Linked DNA regions of Homo sapiens: region 2 is linked to region 1. A link is an interaction called in ENCODE POLR2A ChIA-PET data of the cell type or tissue named here. Cell type or tissue: B cell. All regions are shown on one strand. Each heading gives the region's core, and the rest is flanking DNA. Links, peaks and the distances in the headings are about the cores only.

What was found. Peaks named below come from ENCODE experiments on the same cell type or tissue, not always from the same donor. Only the 100,000 strongest peaks of a DNase experiment are listed, where the experiment ranks them.
Region 2: POLR2A ChIA-PET joins it to region 1 with 5 read pairs; 5 of 35 experiments call an interaction of 5 or more read pairs at or near these places.

Annotation. Positions count from the first base shown.
Region 1 is chr13:27,081,962-27,087,354 of GRCh38, forward strand. All of the region lies in intron 6 of USP12 (ubiquitin specific peptidase 12), which reads right to left. Among named protein-coding and RNA genes, the nearest start is that of USP12-AS1, 41 kb to the right of the region's middle. In B cell, for the core only: no CTCF peak of the experiment used is centred there; no DNase peak of the experiment used is centred there.
Region 2 is chr13:27,145,810-27,151,202 of GRCh38, forward strand. All of the region lies in intron 1 of USP12 (ubiquitin specific peptidase 12), which reads right to left. All of the region lies in intron 1 of USP12-AS1 (USP12 antisense RNA 1), which reads left to right. Among named protein-coding and RNA genes, the nearest start is that of USP12-AS1, 23 kb to the left of the region's middle. RefSeq lists an enhancer at 1,933-2,122. In B cell, for the core only: no CTCF peak of the experiment used is centred there; DNase peaks (open chromatin) are centred at 2,072 and 2,182; H3K27ac peaks cover 2,403 bases.

The DNA of each region.
Region 1 (5,393 bases), core at 198-5,197:
GTTTCTTTTCTACAGCACAGGCAGGGTAGATTCAGCGTAATTCTTAAGAACTCAAGGATTTTAGGGATGGTAAATGAATACTGGCTTCAACTTAAAAGTCACCAGCTGCATTAACCGCTAACCAGAGAATCAGCCTGTCCTTTGAAGCTGGGCGCTCACTTCTCTCTAGCTATGACAGTCCTAAACACCCTCTTTTTCCAATAGAAGACTGTTTCCTCTATATTGAAAATCTGTTGTTTAGTGTAGCCACCATCAGCAACTATTTTAGCTAGACAATCTAGATAACTTACTGCTGCTTCACCTTGTACTTTTATCTCATGGAGACAGCTTCTTTCCTTAAAACCTCATGAACCCACCCCTGCTAGCTTCAAAATTTTCTTCTGCAGCTTCCTTACCTCTCTCAGCCTTCATAGAACTGAAGACAGGCCCTGGTTTTAGATTAGGCTTTGGCTTAAGGGAATGTTGTGGCTAGTTTGATCTTCTAACCAGGCCACTCAAACTTCTCCATTTGGCAATAAGGCTGTTTTGCTTTCTTATCATTTGTGGGTTCACTAGAGTAGCTCTTTTAATTCTCTTCAAATACTTTTTCTTTGCACTCCTAACTTGGCTGTTTGGTGCAAGAGGCCTAGCTTTCAGCCTATCTTGGCTTTCAACGTGCCCTATTCATTAAGCTTAATCATTTCTAGCTTTTCACTTAAAGTGAGAGACATGTAAATATTTCTTTTCACTTGAACCCTTAGAAGCCATTGTAAGGTTATTAATTGGCCTAATTTCAATATTGTTGTGTCTTAGGGAATAAAGAGGCCTGAGAGAGAGGTAGGAGGGGGAAAACGTCAGGTGGGTGGAGCAGTCAGAACGCACAACATTTAAGTTCATCATCTTTTTCTTTTTGAGACAGAGTTTCACTCTTGTTGCCCAGGCTGGAGTGCAATGGCGTGATCTCGGCTCACCGCAACCTCCGCCTCCCAGGTTCAAGTGATGCTCCTGCCTCAGCCTCCCGAGTTGCTGGGATTATAGGCATGCGCCACCACGTCCAGCTAATTTTGTATTTTTAGTAGAGATGGGGTTTCACCATGTTGGTCAGGCTGGTCTCAAACTCCTGACCTCAGGTGATCTGCCCACCTTGGCCTCCCAAAGTGCTGGGATTACAGGTGTGAGTCACTGCACCTGGCTAAGTTCATCATCTTAAATGGGTGCAGTTCATGGTGCTCCCAAGACAGTTACCATAGCAACATCAACGATAACTGATCATGTATCACCGTAACAATATAATAATGAAAAAGTTTGAAATAGTGCAAGAATTACCAAAAATGTGACAGAGACAGGAAATGTGCACACATGCTGTTGGAAAAATGGCACTGATAGACTTGCTCAACAGAGGGTTGCCACAAACCTTCAATCTGTAAAAACCACAGGGTCTGCAAGGTGCTGTGAAGTGAAATGCAATGTTCTGTTCTCTAAGACCTGAGCCTCAGCCTCCCCCTTGCCCCCATGCCAGCAGCCAGGGACAGGAAAACAACAACTGAAACAGCCATCAATCCTTTCTCATTACAGTTCCCCAGGGCGATCACTCTCCTCTCACCTATATGCTTTAACCTCCCATGGGATAAACGTATATGACCATTAGAGTGACATTTCCCACACTGCTATCTTTCCTGAACTGCACTATTTACAGAGTTCAATAGGCATGCTATATAAATGGAGTCTATGTGCAAGTAAATTCTGGAAAAAGCTGGATAAAGTTTCCTTTATTTTGTGAGTCTTCAGGAGCATGAATATTTAGATAAAATATTATAAAGCAAATTCATTTGATCATAAAATACTAATTTTGTGGCACATCATTAACATTCCCAAAAATTATTCTTCAGTGTTCTCGGGATGAACCTTTTTGGGAGAATATATATATATATATATTTTTTTGAGATGAAGTCTCACTCTTGTCACCCAGGCTGGAGTGCAATGGCGCAATCTCGGCTCACTGCAACCTCTGCCTCCCAGGTTCAAGTGATTCTCCTGCCTCAGCCTCCCAAGTAGCTGAGATTACAGGCGCCTGCCACCATGCCTGGCTAAATTTTGTATTTTTAGTAGAGACAGGGTTTCACCATGTTGGCCAGGCTGGTCTCAAACTAGGTTATACATTTTGTTATCTTTTTAACTACAAAAAAAATATGCACTTGAAGTCTGTCACTCATAAATCCATGTTTGCATACACACACACACACACACACACACACACACACACACACACACACACACAAATTCCTGTCTGGGTGTGGTGGCTCATGCCTGTAATCCCAGCACTTTGGGAGGCCAAGGCAGGCAGATCACAAGGTCAAAAGATTGAGACCATCCTGGCCAACATGGTGTAACCCCGTCTCTACTAAAAATACAAAAATTAGCTGGGCATGGTGGCGCACACCTGTAGTCCCAGCTACTCAGGAGGCTGAGGCAGGAGAATCGCTTGAACCCGGGAGCTGGAGGTTGCAGTGAGCCAAGATCATGCCACTGCACTCCAGCCTGGAGAGACAGTGAGATGAAAAAAAAAAAAAAAAAAAAGAGTTCTATAGTTTTAGGTCTTAAATCCATTTTGAGCTAATTTTTTGTAGATGACATAAGGTAAGGGTTCAACTTTATTCTTTTTCGTGTGGATATTCAGTTTTCCCAAAACCATTTGCTAAAGACATTATCCTTTTCCCACTATGTATTCATTCTTAGCACCCTTGATGAAGATCAGTTGCCTGTATATGTATGGTTTTATTTCTGGGTCATTTTGTTCCACTGGTCTATATATGTCTTTAGGCCAGTACCATACTATTTTAATTACTTTAGCTTTGTAATATACTTTGAAATCAGAAGTTTAATGCCTCCAGCTTTGTTCTTTTCTCTCAAGATTATTCAACTATTTAGGGTCTTCTGTGATTCCATGTGGATTTTTGGATGTTTTTTTCTATTTCTGCAGAAAATGCCATAGGAATTTTGATAGGGACTGCACTGAATCTCTAGGTTGCTTTGGGTAGTATGGACATTTTAACAATATTAAGTCTTCCATCCATGAATACAGGATGTGTTTCTATTTATTTGTGTCTTAATTTCTTTCAGTAACATCTTATAATTTTCAATATACAAGTCTTCTGCCATGTAAGTTTATTCCTAAGTATTTTATTGTTTCTAATAGTATTATAAATGGAATGTTTTCTTTTTTCTTTCTTTCTTTCTTTCTTTTTTTTTTGAGATGGAGTCTCGCTCTGTTGCCCAGGCTGGAGTGCAGTGGCGCCATCTCAGCTCACTGCAACCTCTGCCTCCCTGCCTCCCAGGTTCAAGCAATTCTCTTGCCTTAGCCTCCAGAGTAGCTGGGATTACAGATGTGTGCCACCACGCCTGGCTAATTTTTGTATTTTCAGTAGAGACGGGGTTTTAGCATATTGGCCAGGCTGGTCTTGAACTCCTGACCTCAGGTGATCTGCCCACCTTGGCCTCCCAAAGTGCTGGGATTACAGGCGTGAGCCACCGCATCTGGCCGTCAAATTGATTTTTGGTTTTTTACTAAGAACTATGGTCTGTATACTCAACACAAGCTTATCCTATTATTCCAAGACGGAGAACTATAAACTTTCAGAAGTGAATTCATCCAAGTAAAGGTCAAAAATATTAAATGAATTGCTCAATATCACACCATAAATTAACAGGTTGATACTAGATCCTAATGAGAAATATGTAACTTCTGTAAAGTTGTCTTTCCAGAAACTTATGCATAATTTATCCTACAAAGTGTCCAAAAATATGTGGGGAATATGTGTATATACACACAAAACTGTTCATCAAATCACTGTTTATAACAGTGTAAAAAATCTAAATTGTTGGATTTAGACAACTGGTAGATACATGGTACTATGGTATGTTCATACAAAAAAAATATACTATGCAGCAGGCGTGGTATCTAGCTCCTGTAATTCCAGCTACACCAGAGGCTGAGGCAGGAGGACTGCTTGAGGCCAGGAGATCTAGATGAGCCTAGGCAACATAGCAAGAGCCCGTCTATAAAAAATAAAATTCAATAAATTATTCAGGCACGGTGGCACACATCTGTAGTCCCAGCTACACAGAAGGCTGAGGTAGGAGGATCATTTAAGCCCAGGAGTCTGAGGCTACAGTGAGCTAAGATCGCACCACTGGACTCCAGCCTGGGTGACAGAGAGAGATCTTTTGTCTCTTTAAAAAAAAAAAAAAAAAAAAAAAATATATATATATATATATATATGCGCACATATACATATATTTTATATATATGCACATATACATATACATACACATATATATAATTACACACACACACACACACACACACACAATGCAGCACCTCCTAAGAAGGATATAAAAATATTTTTTCATTAACATGGTTGCAATTTTTTAAGTGAAAAAGTTTCGAACTTGTACATAAAGTTTGATAGCATTTTAGGGACTATGTGTGTATATACATACACACTTTAAAAATCTAAGATATACACAAAAATGTTAACATTTTATAGCTTTTATAGTGATTCTCGATTTACATTTATCCGTATTTTCTAATTTAATTACAAAGAATATACATTCTTCATGTATTTTCTAATACATTAAAATTTCATGTCTTTAAAACAAAGAGCTCGATTTTACAGACAATTCTCAATTACTCACATGTGATTACTTGTATAACCATCATTCTAGGGAAAGGGTGGCTTTTGCTCACAGATGGGCCTTCCTCCATATAGTCAGTAAAGTCTGAAAGTTGTATTTCTCTTAGCTACATTTAGTCCCTGACTCTTACTTATCCAACGGTCTTAGGTACTTTCTAAGGCATTTTCAGGATGAATGTAATGCTTTAGCCCCTATCCCTCTGACTAAACTTCTTTGAGGTGCTCCCCATCATATGCACTAATGGACAGAAACAGTGAGTAATCTGTTTTGATTCCGTGGTCCATTACCAAAAACACTTTCCTTCCTAGGAAATGTCTGTGTCCAAAACAAAAATATAATCACTTAAAAATCTGAGCTCTTCCCCTCCCTTAATGAACAACTCAATTCAACTATTTGATGGGGCCAAATAACACAGACATCTGTACAGGCAGGAGAGGGGGAAGTCAAAGCAGAGGGGAAGGGGCTGTGTGTGTGTGTGTGTGTGTGTGCGTGTGTGAGAGTGTGTGTGTGTTTATGCATGTGTGTGCATACAGGGAGCGGGGGCAGGAAGGCAGAGAGAATAAGCTGGGTTAACAAAAGGTGCACCGACCAAATAAGTAAATATAGTGGGGAGGGATGTGTGTGTGTGTGTGTGTGTGTGTGTGTGTGCGCGCACGCTCGTGTGCATGCAGGGAGCGGGGGCAGGAAGGCAGAGAGAATAAGCTGGGTTACCTAAAGGT
Region 2 (5,393 bases), core at 124-5,123, 64 kb after region 1:
TGGTCCCCAAGAGGTTACAAAATGGAAGAAAAGCAAAAAAAATCTTGAGAGTACTAGCCCTTATAATTAATGAAATTGTCTACAGAATAATGTTAAGAAAATATTTAATGATCCAGATTTTGTTTTAAAAATCATGTTTGCCATAAACAAACTGAGGGCACACTCACAACAATACCAGTTACAGGTAATTATTAATGGGTTATAGGTGACTTTCAGTTTCTTCTTTACACCTTTTTACACATCACATTACACACTGACTATACTTCTTTTATAATCAATCAAACAGTAAAATTTCTTTAAAAGTACCTATGTAACTAGGCCATGGCTCACTCCTGTAATCCCAGCACTTTGGGAGGATAAGGTAGGTGGATCACTTAAGGTCAGGAGTTCGAGACCAGCCCAGCCAACATGGTGAAACCCTGTGTCTACTAAAAATACAAAAATTAGCCAGGTGTGGTGGTGGGCATCTATAGTCCCAGCTACTCGGGAGACTGAGGCAGGAGAATTACTTGAACCCGTGAGGCAGAGGTTGCAGTGAGCCAAGATCATGCCACTGCACTACAGTCTGGGCAATAAAGCCAGACTCTGTCTCAAAAAAAAGCACCTATGTAATAACGCACACGGCTAAAGGCTAGGGGTATAAGGTAGGGAGAGGAGTGAGCAGTTATGGAGAGGATAGAATCAAGCAATTAGTTAACTACACCCACTTCTAGGAAATGTCAGCCATTATAAGATTAATGCAAAATTAACTTGTAAGTTCCACCACTGCAGAGCTCCGATGTTGGCTTATAAGTAGGTTCAGAGTCAGTTAAAAAGATACCTAAAATGAACCAATTGCTACTCCCCTTGAAAAAGTATGATTCCCTAATTTCCTACCTTGTTTCAGAAGGCACTTAAGATGGCAATATTCCTTTAATTCATCCGTTATGCATTGAACTATGCACCCCCTCCTCTAAATAAAGATAAATTGAACTCCTAATCTTCAGTACTTCATAATGTAACCTTATTTAGAGATAGTCTTTACAAAGCTAATCAAGTTAAAATGAGGTCATGAAGGTAATTCCTAATCCAGTATGACTGGCATCCTGCTATTATAAAAAAGGGAAATTTGGACACAGACACAGGGAAGATGTGAAGAGACACAGGGAAAAGAGGGCCATCTACAAGCCAAGGAATGCCTGAGGCTGCCGGAAGCAAGTAGAGAAGCCTGGGGCAGATCCTTCTCCAGCACCTTCAGAGAGGGCATGGTCCTGGTGAGATGCTGATTTTGGACTTCTGGAATCCAGAATTGTAAGATGACCAATGTCTGCTGTTTAAGCCATTCAATTTACGGTATCTGTTAGGAAAGACCCTAGGAAACGAATACACCATGGTATAAACTCCACGCAGCCTACACCCTCAGAGCCACTGCCTTTTTAAAGAGCTAGCACTGCACAATTTTACATGTAGAATGATACCTAATCTAAGCAAAACACAACTCAGGAAAGGAATGCATATCGCCATTTTATTTTAGTTTGTTTCCAATTTAGTTACGAATGTCTTCTATGAGAATGCTTGTAATATTTAAGTATAGTAATATATTATCAGCTGAGACATAACAATTCTGGATAATCTAAAAATTCTAGCTAACAAAGTTGATACATTATAACTGAGGTGTCCAATTTTTAAAAAAATACTTAACTGAAACATATAGGCATTTAGCATAAACTAGAATTTAAGAATATATGTCATGTAAAAAAGAAAAACAAAGTGTATGTCATAAACACAAAAACATCAACAAATAAGACACTTGATAATAAAAATGCTGAAAGTCAAAGACAAAAAGACACAGCAAGAAAAGAGGATGCATCACTTATAAGGGAAACTCCAGTTGAGACGAAAGGCTGACTTCTAAGCAGAAACCTGGTAGCTATGAGTCAGTGGGGTAATATATTCAAAGCGCTCAAAGAAAGGAAAAAAAAAATTTTAAAAAACCGTCAACCAACAATGCTGAATCTGCCAATGCTTCCATCTAAATGTGAAATAAAGACTTTCCCATAAGGGCATGGTGGTTCACAACTGTAATCCCAGCACTTTGGGAGGCTGAGGACGGAGGATCACTGGAGCCCAGTAGTTCAAGACCAACTTAGGCAACACAGGGGGACACCATCTCTACAAAAAATTTAAAAATTAGCCAGGCGTGGTGGTGTGCACCTGTAGTCCCAAGCTGCTCAGGAGACTGAGGTGGGAGAACCACTTGGGCCCAAGAGGTTGAGGCTGCAGTGAGCTGTGACCGCACTACTGCACTCCAGACTGGGCAACAGAGCGAGACCTATCTCAAAAAAAAAAAAGACTTTTCTAAAACGAAAACCTAACAGAAGTTGTTCCTATGCTAACAGACATACCTTACAAGAAATACTAAAGAAAGTTGTTCAGGCTAGAAGCAAGTGTTCTCAAACAGCAAGTAAAGTCCACATGAAAAAACATACAAGAGTACCTGTAACAGCAATTGTTAATTATAAAGGACACTATAAATGTGTATTTTTTCTTTCTTCTCTTAATTGATTTAAAAAGCAACTGTATAAAACTATATATATATATTATAGGCCAGGCATGGTGACTCACGCCTGTAATGCCAGCACTTTGGGAGGCCGAGGCGGGCAGATCACGAGGTCAGGAGTTCGAGACCAGCCTGACCAACATAGCGAAACCCCGTCTCTACTAAAGATACAAAAACTAGCCAGGTGTGGTGGCAGGCGCCTGTAATCCCAGCTACTCAGGAGGCTGAGGCAGGAGAATTGCTTGAACCCGGGAGGCGGAGGTTGCAGTGAGCCCAGATCACACCACTGCACTCCAGCCAGGGTGACAGAGACTCAAAAAAAAAAAATTATATATATATATATAATATAAATAATAATAACAGCACAAAAGAGGTAGGTTGAAATGGGCTAACATAAAATAGCATATCAATTGAATTAAAAAACCAGAATCACAGAATCATCTTAATACACACACACACACACACAAAAATCAGGTGACAAAAATCCAACACCTTGTCATGATAAAAACATAGAAAAGAATTCCTCTCTGAATACAATAAAAATTGTATTTATGGGCCAGATACAATGGCTCATGTCTGTAATCCCAATGCTTTGGGACACTGAGGGGCGGATCATTTGAGCTCAGGAGTTCAAGACCAGCCTGGGCAACATGGTGAGAACCCATCTCCACCAAAAATACAAAACATTAGCCAGGCGTGGTGGCACACGCCTGTAGTCCCACCTACTCAGGGGACTGAAATGGAAGAATCACTTTCACCCAGAAGGCAGGGGTGTGGTAAGACAAGATCACAGCACTGCACTTCAGCCTGGGCAACAGAGCAATACCCTGTCTTAACAAAAGAAAAGATTGATTTACGGAATTAATAAAATAAAAGAGGAAAAGAGCTCCTCAATCTGACAAAACGCATCTATAAAAAACTCACAGCTAATATCTTACTTAATAGCGAAAACACTGGATGCTTTTCCTCTAAGATTAGGAAAAAGACAAGAAAATTCCCTCTTGTTAACTTCTACTCAATACTGTACCATAGGTTCTAGCCAGCAGTTAGAAAAACAGGCATCCAAATTTGAAAGGAAGAAGTAAACCTATCTTTATTTGTATGTAACATGATTTTATATAAAGAAAACCCTAAAGAATCCACTAAAAAATTACTACTAGAATAAACGAGTTCAGCAAGGTTGCGGGTTCTAAAATTAATACATAGCCATCAATTGTATTGATCTCATAAAACTATGGAGTAGAATAGTGGTTACTAGAGTAGAGGCTGCAGATGTGGGGGGTGGGAGGAGTAGCCAAGGGGTGGTTAATGAATACAAAATTACAGCTCGATAGGAGGAATAAGTTCTAGTGTTCTACAGCAACAGTCCCCAACCTTTTCGGCATCAGGAACCAGTTTTGTGGAAGACAATTTTTCCATGGACTAGTGGGGGATGGTTTCAGGATGAAACTGTTCTCAGATCACCAGGCATTAGATTCTCATAAGGAATGTGAACCTAGATCCCTCGCATGCGCGGTTCATAACAGGGTTCACACTCCTGAGAATCTAATGCCTTCTACTGATCTGACAAGAGGTGAAGCTCAGGCAGTAATGCTGCTCGCTGGACACTCACCTTCTGCTGTACAGCCCGGTTCCTAACAGGCCACAGATCAGGGGTTGGAGATCCCTGTTCTACAGCACTGCAGGGTGACTATAATTAACAACAATTTATTGTATACTTTCAAATAGATAGAGGAGCAGATTTTGAATATTCCCAACACAAAGAAATGATAAATGTTTGAAGTGATGGATATGCTAATTCCCCAATTTGATCATTACACATTGTATACCTGTATCAAAATATCACACTGTACCCCACAAATACATACAATTATGTCAATTAAAAATAATAAAGCAAAAAATTGTATTTATATATGCTTGTCCTGAACAATCTGAAAATGAAAATAAGACAACTCCATTCACAGTAGCATTCAAAATGATTTAAATAAGTAGGAATCAATTTAACAAAAAAAGAGAATGACATATAAAAGAAAAAAACATTTCAGAGTTTCAAAACTCTGAAAACTACAAAATATTACTAAAAGAAATTAAAGGAAATCTAAACACAGAGAAAAACATACCATGTTCACAGACTGGAAGACTTTAACACTTAAAATGGCAATACTCCACAAACTGATCTACAGGCTCCATGAGATCTCCATCAGAATCCCAGCTAATTTTATGGAAACTGACAAGCTGATTCTAAATTCATATGGAGGTCGGACCCAGTGGCTCACCTGTGTAATGATCACTTGAGTCCAGGAGAACGAGACTGCAATGAGCTATAACTGCAGTCATGACAGTGGTACTGGCAGACAGGCAAACATACAAATCAATGAATTAAAATTGAGGATCCAGAAACTCATACATCTCTGATCAACTGGTTTTCAACAAGAGTGCCAACTCCAAAAGACAGAGAAAGAATAGTCTTTTTAACAACTGGCGCTGGGACAAATGGATAGTCACGTGCAAAAGAATGAAGTTACCTTTACCTCAAACCATGTACAAAAAACTAACTCCAAACAGATCAAAGAAGTACATAAAAGAGCAACACCCAGAAAACTCTTAAACACTGGATTTGGCAAAGGATTGACACAGGATTTGGCAAAGGATTATAAAATATGACACCAAAAGCATGAACGACAAAAGAAAAAAATCAGGCCAGACGCTGTGGCTCACATCTGTAATCCCAGCACTTTGGGAGGCCGAGGTGGGCAGATCACTTGAGGCCAAGAGTTCAAGACCAGCCTGGTCAACATGGCAAAACCCCATCTCTACTAAAAATACAAAAAAATTAGCTGGGCATGGTAGCGCG